Regions from separate parts of the Homo sapiens genome. Here region 2 is linked to region 1. Evidence: read pairs that join two places in POLR2A ChIA-PET (ENCODE). Cell type or tissue: GM12878. All regions are shown on one strand.

Region 1 (5,000 bases):
TGCCAGGAACCAGGGGCAAAGACCAAGTTTATATTTTTTATTACACCACAAGATCCCATGGTTAGTAATGGTAGAGCTGTATTTCTAACTCAGGTCGGCTTATGGTTGAATTTCATATTCTCCTCTTATGACAGATTTCCTACTGATGAATCAAATTTTATAGAACGAAAGCTATATTAGTACAAGATATTTTGAGATGCGCTCCAAGTAGAAATATCCTGTGTCAAAGTCACATCAATCTGAAAACTGGTAATCAAGAAAATTAGTCTTGAGAAATGTGTTTTCCTTATTCTGAATAATCATGATCAGCTCTTTAATTGTTATATTTACCCTTCATACGCTAAAGCAAGTCAAATAGGTAAGACCTTCGTTCTCCATCACTTACGTATTACTAACTGTAGGTTAAGGATCCAACTAATATTTTACAGTAACTTTCACACTTATCCTTTGCCCACTGATTCACTCACATACTCTCACGCTCAGGGGTTTATGTAACTATACTCATCTAGAAAGCAAAAAGAAATAGGTTTATCACACACAGAAAGAATTTTAAAACAATGAATAATGTTGTAGGAAAACAGAGGATTATAGCTTGAGTGACTTGTGTACCAAACAGTACAGCATGCTCTGTGTGGGTCTGTTCCTGTCACCTGCAAAACTGTGTGGAAAATATTCTTGGAACAGAAAGTAGAGCCTTTTTGTGTCATCCTACTCCATTTTTTAACAGCTTAATAGAAATGACTGAACATATAATTCATTTGAGTAACAAAAATTAGTTATAAATTTCCATTTCAGGCTGGGCGTGGTGGCTTACACTTGTAATCCGAGCACTTTGGAAGTCTGAGGCAGGTGGATCACCTGAGGTCAGGAGTTCAGGACCAGCCTGGCCAACATGGTGAAACCCCATCTCCACTAAAGATACAAAAAAAAAAAAAAATTAGCTGGGCATGGTGGCGGGCACCTGTAATCCCAGCTACTTGGGAGGCTGATGCAGGAGAATCGCTTGAACCCAGGAGGCAGAGGTTGCAGTCGGCCGGGATTGCACCACTGCACTCTAGCCTGGGCAACAAGAGCGAAACTCCATCTCCAAAAAAAAAAAAAAAAAAAAAAAATTAATTTCAAAATTTTCAGCAACAAAAGAATCTATACCATTTATTGAGCTCCTTTGATGCCAATTGCTAATAACATTAGGCACCTTTAAAATATCTAATCCTTGCAACCAGCTCCACAACACAGATGTCATATCCCCATTTTACACAAAACTAAACTGAGACTCAAAGGTTGAGAGGCAAACCATGTGGAACATACATTGTTCTTATGACATCTTGCTATACTAAACTCTCCATCCTCATATCCCTGAGAAGTCTTCAAGAACCATGCAGATATATTTTCTTAAAAAGATGATAGGGAAAGAAGGGAAAGCAAGGGAAAATTTTTTAAAAAGGGAAAAGGGAAGAAAAGGAAGGGAAGGGAATGGAGGGTAAGGCCAGATGACACAAAGCAAAACAACACAACTACTCTACACCAGAGCATCTGGAGAAACAATAGCTAAAATTCTGTATGTTTCTCACCACAAGCCAGAGATTATATTGACATCGTGTCACCACTCCAATGTGTTTCCAAATATCTTGGTCATTCAGTCAATATATTCAATGAGAACTTCTCTGCACTCAGAATGTTGTAATAGGTGCTGTGGGGAAAATACACACGCAATAAAAGATAAGTTGCCACCCTTATGGCACTCACAATTGAGCTAGGTCAAGAATATAAATTCATGAAATAGCAGGAGACTTTCATGGTAACACCTTAAGGACAGATATCTCTAGCACCAGCTATGAAGCCAGAAAGTGGAAGTGCACGAGTTGGGCAGGCTCTTCCATAAGCCAGACTTCTCAATCTGGATTTGAAAAGAACCAAAGAATAGGACGTGACTTTGCCACCAAGAATTAAAACTGAAGGTTCTTTATTGTGCATGCTGCGTGTCAACAGACAGCCCATGGTAGACTCTACTTCAAGACCATTATGAGAAATAAGCAGTTCCTCCTCTGGACTCTCAGCAAGGTAGTTGATCTTGGTCCCAAACACTTTACCCTACCAGGATGCACACTTCAAACCTTGAAACTCTTGGTGATAATGAAACAAACTAAGATTCTAAGCCTGTTCCTCTGCAAATAGTTCTTTGTCAAGATTCTATGCCAAACAGTGGAATAGTGTCTACTTCTGTTTTAGTAACACAGTAACAGGCACCTGGGCAAAAATGATCACGAAAATAAAGTCACACTCCATCATCATAAGTGATTTATGGATATTCCATTTTCTGAGGCTGCCGTGTCTATTTCTAAAACCAAGGTGCCAGACAGGACGAAGATACTCGAACAACAAATGGCTGAACTGAAGCCTTCACATAAGCCTCAAGAATTTGGCAAGGTTTATGTTGATATTTAAAACCCCAATATCAGAACAGTTGTATAAAGACATAAAAGGACATGTTTTTGTTCAGGTGTCTGTGACTGATGGAGTGATTTCAGTGATTTTGAGACAGTGTTTTGAAAAGCACATCCTGACACACATCTTGAGGAGGATTAGCAATCCCCTGTATTTCTTGATGTCCCACACAGGCACAGTATACAGTTCTCACTGACTGGATGACTGGGTGCTATATTCCAATACTCCCTTAGAGAAGGTGTCCAAAAAGTGACACAATGTAAACTTTGTGTTTACATATTTCCATATAAGTCCATTTTAAAATTTCAATGATTTTTTTCTGAACGAGCATCTGTAGGTCCACGTAGTTCCATAAAAGGAGAGATTTCTGTTTCCTAATACTCTGTGCTAAATCCCTGTTGGCTCCATGTATACTTAAATAATCTGGAGTTTATTCATTATAAAAGACTTAGCTCACTGGCTCACTGAATACACTGATTTTCATCCAACAAACATTTACTGAGGAACTACTTTATTATAGGCCTTGTATCCAGTGTTTGGAGAGATAGAAAAGGACCTGGTTCCCACCCCACTCTTAGGTCACTCAGTCTAAAGGGCTGTCAGACCACTAGGCAATTACAGTGCAGTGTGAAGAGGGCTAAAGAAGTGCAAGGTGATGTGCAGCCATATGGGCGGGAGGGGTAGAAGGGAGAGCCAGCAGACCAGCCTGAATTGTACCTTTCTAAATTTACCTTTCTTGTGGTAAATCCACACTTCAGCCATGTCAGGAACGATGGCACCTTTTTAGGTAGTGAGTACTTGAATCAATGTGATCAAATGCTTCTACTCCTAAGAAGTGACAATTGAGTAAACCATATTCTTTCTTATATTTTTAACTGATAAAAATAATGATATATACTATGACTTTAATAGAACTTTGAATTTATTTACTGGAGTCACCTTGGTCAGGTGACCTAGCCTCTCTAAACTTCAATTTCCTCATCTGTAAAATAAGAATAACACCTATCTCATAGGTTTGTTTTGAGGGTCAGTGTAGAATAATGCACATAAAGCATTTACAACAGTGTCTAGCACAAAGAAAGTGCTCATTAAATAGCTGAAGTTTTAAATTATGAATGCCATTCGTGAATCTCTCTTCTTGCCTTCCCTCCTGGGACATGACAATTTCCTATTCAGCTCAACATCCTGCACTTTAAGCTCTCTCAATCTCAGTGGTATACTATGTTCCTCAAGCTTGTTTAAGAGAAAGCAGCTGATATCTGGAACCAAACTTCTACTTTATTCAGTGAAAAAAACAAACAAACAACAACAAAAAACCACTCAATGATCTTCTGGGTATGTGGTGCTGGTTTTTATTTTTCCATAGGAGTAATTTCTTTTTCCTAATACTCTGGCTCTATTCCTTTTGGCTTCCAGAAAGCAAGAATTACTCTGAGATGCCCAGACCAGACTAGACACAGACACAGAAAGCCAGTGACCTATATCAACTGCCACTAATCATCAGAGTGAGAGAACAGATACTTCCCCTTTTCTGTCAAGGGCAGACCAATGAATTAGGCACTGAAGCAGACCAAATGTGATCTGGTATCTTAGTTCTGTGCAATCAGCTACAATAAAGCTAAGTGGTCTGGGAAAGCATGGCAAAGCAGTAATCATCCCTAAAGTAACTAGAGGAATAACTAAGTAAGTGTCTGCTAAAATACGGTCTGTACCTTTTCAAGAGGTGCATGTCTCCATTTGGGCCTCCCCAAAACTCGCTTAAGTGGATAGACAAGGCAGCCTAGTAAACAACCTGAAAGGCCTGTAATCTATAATTTTGGGATGGTAAACAAAGGTATTGGTCATAAGGTGGACTTACTGTGCCCTTTTATTAAGCATGAGAAAATAATTTTTCTATAAGGAACTGAATTTGAGCTCATACTTAAAAGTTGTGGCTGTGGCTATACTACAGAAGGGAAGAGTTAATCCCCAATTGTGCCCACATGTGCAGTGGCAGCAGAAACTGGCAGAAAGAACCCTGAACTAGCCTTGAGTACTATTCTTGTCTCCACACTCTCTAACTGCGGGCTCCCTGCCAGTAACTGCTTTTGTGAAGCCACTAGGAGCTGCTGACTGGTTGCATTTCCTTGTTCATCCAAAAGCTATATTTAGAGTGACAACCCCTAGAGATTTAAGGGACCCTGAGACAGGTCAAGTGACGTGATCCTGCTCTGAGGAAGCCTCTCGTGACCCAAGCCAAGGGAGTAAACTCTACAACAGGGAGAAGAAATGGGAGAATAGGAAGAAGTAAAAGAAGGAGGGAATTCACAGAGTACCAATAGCATGCCAGGACTAGAGCTAGGTGCTCTCACTTACATGAACTCATTTAATCTTAACAATTAGGCAAAGCAGGTATTATCCCATTGTTCCTATTCTAAAATGACAGGCAACTTGGCTAAATTAAAAGAGTAACTAAAGAGTTGAACTTAGGGCTCCACAGGCTACTTTTAAGTCTATTACCATGGTTTACTGCCTCTGCATGGAGCACCCTCTGGTGGGCAGGGGGATATCCAGAC
Region 2 (5,000 bases), 460 kb after region 1:
TCTGTGATAGATCACCTGTGAAGAGATTGGCAGTAATAGTTACTTTTCAAGAATTACCAAATTAACATTTAATAATATTAATAATAACCTCCAGTTATTGGATGTCAACTATGCACGAGAAACTTTATGAGCTACTTTATGAGATACTTTATATCCATGCCTAATTTAATTTTTCCAACTTTAGCCAAAACGACAGCAAGAGAGTTTACAAATTACCAATTGCTGGGTTTATCGGTTTATATATGTTATCTCATTAAGTCCTCAAAACAACCCTGGAAAGTAGGTACAATCATTAGTGTCCTTTCATATGTGAGAAAACTGAGGTTTAGCGAGATTGAACAAGTTATTTACTTCAAGATCATACACTTGATAAATGGCAGACATAGATTGAAACCCAGGCACAAGTTCTTACACTATTCTATGTATTATTATCTCTACTATATTAGTAATAAACAGAAATTCAGAGATGTTGCGTCTGCCCAAAGTCACACTACTAGCAGGAGGCAGAGGGCACATCCAAACTCAGGTTTTTTTTTCTGACTTTAAAGCCCACACTAGATATGGCAGTTGCTCTCTCAATAGAGCTACATTCAAACACCCTAGAAAAGTAACTGATGTTCTCCATTGTTTCTGTAAAAGGTACAAATTGTTACTCACTGCATCATCAGTATTCATGGCTAGTGGGCTACTTTCTGTTATGCTTGCACACTTCTGCTCCTAATCACTGAGTTTTGTGTTTAGAGATGTGTAGTTTCCAAACCTCTTTATACCAATTGAACATGTTACTGTAGTTATATAATTATGTTAATTGTCACATAAGCCAATGGTAAATATAAATGTGGAAATAGAACTGTTATTTCCATGAAACCTAAACTGGATGAAAAGACAATAAAGGGAAGGTACAAAGATATTCAGCCAAATTAAGTATGAGTGATGCAATTGTAAAAGATTGAGAGAAAATAATAAAATCTGAGACAAATTCTTCATTCACAACGGCTTCCCAATTTTATTTAAATTTTGATTCCACTTAAAAGAATCCCAAGTTCTTGAATAAAAGACCTTGGTTCTAAATCAAACTATTGGCCAATGAATGGATATACATGTTAGCTTAAAATAAAATATTTAAGTTATATACTTATAATTTTCTGATTGCCTGATGATTCCTGATAAGGGGGTTTCTTGTCTGTTTAAGGTGGCAAAACAGAGGTGCAGGCTGATTAACTCAGTAACTTAGATCCTGCCATCTAGTACAGTGGCAGAGCTAAGACAAAGTGGCAGAGCAAGAAACAGGATTTAACTCCATGGCTCTGTTTAACTCTATAGTTCTCCACAGTTTATGCTTTGTCTTTTACTGCCTCACCAATGTCATAAATTTGAGGGTTAGGAATCATATGCCAGGAAACCCCATGGAAAATTGTTGTGTCCACATGGACTTCAAAATTCCCCCTACTCCATTCCCGCCCTGAGAAAAACCTTCCTCTTTCTCAGTCAGGGATTAACCTATTTGATTTTCAAAAACTCTAGGGAAAGATATTTCATCACATCACATTATGATTATCATTGTTATAAGAATTTTATTTTCCTTAGAGACTCTACCAATATACCCTCCTGCTAAGATGCAGAGCTTTTAAGCAATAGGAAAGAACAGAAATGACTTTTAATGACATGACAACATTGCTGAAGATATAAGTCCCAGAACTTCTCTAACTTCATGCTGTCTCCCCTAGCTACTTACTTGACACTTTCTGAATTACTCATAACTGAAAAAATACACTGTGTTTTAGGCTTGGTTATTAACATCACATTAGAAATAATTTATTTAACCAGTTTCTATCTGTTGAATTAACAGAAATACCAGCTCTCCTGGAGAATTTCCAGAGAATGATTCGTGATCATATTTTCTTGAGAATTGAAGTGGTATAATGCTGAACAAGAGAATAATTGCTATATATACAGATACCCTCTTTTCTCAGGACTTGTTTATGTGATGTCCAGGTTCCTTGTATTAGTTACTATGGCTGTGTAACAAATTACCCCAACTTAGTGGCTTATAACAACAATATTTATTTACTGTCTTTCCTGGTTTCTGTGGTTCAAGAATTTGGTTGCGGCTTGGCTAAGCTATTCTGGCTTAGGGTCCCTCATGAGATTGCTGTCAGATGTTGACTGGGGTGAGTCATTTGAAGCATTGACTGGGACTGGGAGATCTACTTGCAAGGTGGTTTTCTCACGTAACTGGCTGGTGGTGCTGATTGCGGGTGGGAGGCTTCAGTTCCTCTCTACTTGGGCCTTTCTAAAGGGCTGCTTGAGTGTCCTCGTGGCGTTACAGCTGGCTTATATTCAAGAATCCAGTGTAGAAGTTGCAGTACATTGATCTAGCCTGAGAAGTTATGCACCATCATTTCTAGCATATTCTATTGGTCACCTAGGATCAAAAGGAGCAAGGATCAGGAGGGGACTGTCTTAGAACCTGGCTACCACAAACCCCTGCTTTGTCCACCTGGGATCATGGCAATGATCAAAATTTGTTATTGTAATGATAGCTGTCTGTCTTCTCTTTCAGAATTTAAGTTCCTTTACTGTCTGTGTTGTGTTACGTATTTTCTCTTTCTTAAATGCATAGGTTTTTAGAAGTCTTTTTAACTCCTTTTCATCTCTTCACTCTGAGTCTGGATTTGATGACTGCGTTAATTATTTGTTGCTGCAGAACAAACCACACCAAACCTTAGTGGTTTAAAACCACAATTGCTTGTCTGCTTATAATCATGTGGGTCAGCAATTTGTGCTGGGCTAAGTTGAGTGGTACTGTGACCATCTGTCTTGCCTGGGGTCAATCATATAACCCAAGTCATCTGACAGTTCGGATGGAGCTAGATGATCTAAGATGACCTCACTCATATGTCTGGTGTTTGGCAGGTTGTCAACTCCTTGATTCTTCATTATGTGGCCTCTCCAGCAGGTGAGCTGGAGCTCATTCTCATAGTGGTCTTAGAGTTGCAATCGCATCTGGAAGAGGCAAACCCCAGAGTGTAAACACATTTCAATTCTCTGCTTGTATTATGCTAGCAAATATTCCATTGACTAAGGGAAGTCACATGGGCAAACCCAGAGTCAAGAGATTGAGAAATTGATGTCACTTCCTGATGGGAGCATTGGCAAAGTCACATTGCAAAAGGGAGAGATACAGGATGGGAAGAATTATTATGGCCATCTGTGCAAACAGTCTGCCCAAATAGCTTTCCTCTGAGCCTTTGGGTAACCTTTCTTTATTTGTATCACCCTGTAAGCTATAAGCTCCCTGAGGCAAGGGCCATGGCTGGTTTATATTTTTCTATATATTTAGCACTTTTCCCACTGTTACATAAATATTAGTTGAATTGAAATGAATATAAAAACACTTTCAGGGAAAGAGATTGTGGAAAAGGCAAGTAGAAAATAAAATGGAAAGACTCATGCTGTATTGACAATTTTCAACTGGTTTAGTTATTTAAACAAAGCCTCAATCCAAGCATACTAAACCATTTGATTTTTAAAAATTACATTATTAGTTGTTTGCCTGAACTCACTACCTGTTTGGTCAAAAAGATTGGATAAATTGTGGGTGTGTAGATAAAATACAAGTATAGTATGCCAATCAACATCACACGTTCATATTGCTGGTTCACATTAGATGCTCAATAAAGCGCAGCTGTGACGTCTCTTGTTCAGTAATCATGGGACTGCTCCTGTTGCCAACTTTGCCTGTAGTTCACCAAAGTCAAGTTGCCCACGGTAAGATAATTTTTTTTTAAGATTATTGTTGATAGGTTCCAAAAGTGTATTAGGTGGTTAAATTCCTCATTGTTACCAATGGATTAGTGAGTCAAGCAATAAACATTAACTTATTAATGTCAGTAACACTTTTACTTTCAGTATTCAATCTAGTTTTATTTATGTTTTATCATCTGTGGCAGTAGTTTTCAAATTAAGAGTATGTAAATATTCAAAATATTTTGTTCTCAGAGTCGGGGAGGTAATCAAAAAATATTTTTGATAAGGCTGCATAGACAATCCAATATTCCCAACTTCTTTGTGTTTGACTAGAATTTTATTGACTAGAATTACAGTGTGTCAATTTGGATTATTTCGTCCTGATCAAAGTTATGGAATATCTGATTAATGAGAAAAAGAAAAGCAGATTGATGTGTATATATTGTAGCTTATTAAGTAGATCAACTCTTTCGAAGCATGAAGCCCATGGAAAGAAATAGTAAGAGGAGTTTACTGGTGAAAGCTGAGAGACTAAAGTCTGTATTAAGTTCCTTAACATCTGGGTGGTCAATATGGTTGTAAGTAATAGGTCTTATGAGAATTATGCAATTAAGATAGTTATAATGGGGACGGGTGTATTTATAATCTACTGTTATTTAAAAAATATTATCCCAAAATTTAGTGACTTAAAACAACAATAAGCATTTATTATCCTACATGATTTTTATGTGTCAGGTATTTAGACAAAGCATAATGGGATGACTTGTCTGTGCTCTATAGTGGCTGGAGCCTCAGCTGAAAGAATTAAGAGTCGGGGCTGGGAATAACTGAAGTCTTATTCATTCATGTGGTTGATGCCAGAGGATCTCTTTGGACTTGTTGGTCAGAACACTCCTACACCCTACACAGCCTCTTCCTGTGGCCTGGGCTTTCTCACAAAATGGTGGTTGGATTTCAAGGACAAAGAGAAAGAGAGAGAGATAAAGGGTGTGTGTGTGTGTGTGTGTGTGTGTGTGTGTGTTTGTGTGTGTGTGTGTGTGAGAGAGAGAGAGAGAGAGAGAGAGAGAGAGAGAGAGAGAAGCTGTATTGTTATTTATGACCTAGCTTTGGAAGTCATGCATTATCACTTCTGCTGCATTCTAACCATGTAGGCATTCATAAAGGCCAGCTCAGTTCTGGGGATGAGGAAATAGAATCAGTTTCTTGACGGAGAGTGACGAAGTGCTGGAAATGCATATGGAATTAGAAAT

What was found. ChIA-PET counts read pairs that join two places held together with the same protein. Peaks named below come from ENCODE experiments on the same cell type or tissue, not always from the same donor. Only the 100,000 strongest peaks of a DNase experiment are listed, where the experiment ranks them.
Region 2: POLR2A ChIA-PET joins it to region 1 with 7 read pairs; 1 of 35 experiments calls an interaction of 5 or more read pairs at or near these places.

What each region holds. Positions count from the first base shown.
Region 1 is chr9:23,583,123-23,588,122 of GRCh38, forward strand. The region is part of intron 11 of LOC101929563 (a long non-coding RNA gene); the gene reads right to left. Among named protein-coding and RNA genes, the nearest start is that of ELAVL2, 240 kb to the right of the region's middle. In GM12878, no CTCF peak of the experiment used is centred here; a DNase peak (open chromatin) is centred at 3,982.
Region 2 is chr9:24,042,539-24,047,538 of GRCh38, forward strand. LOC124902327 (a long non-coding RNA gene) reads left to right here and starts at 3,677. Exons shown (of 2, transcript XR_007061897.1): 1 at 3,677-3,771. In GM12878, no CTCF peak of the experiment used is centred here; a DNase peak (open chromatin) is centred at 2,159.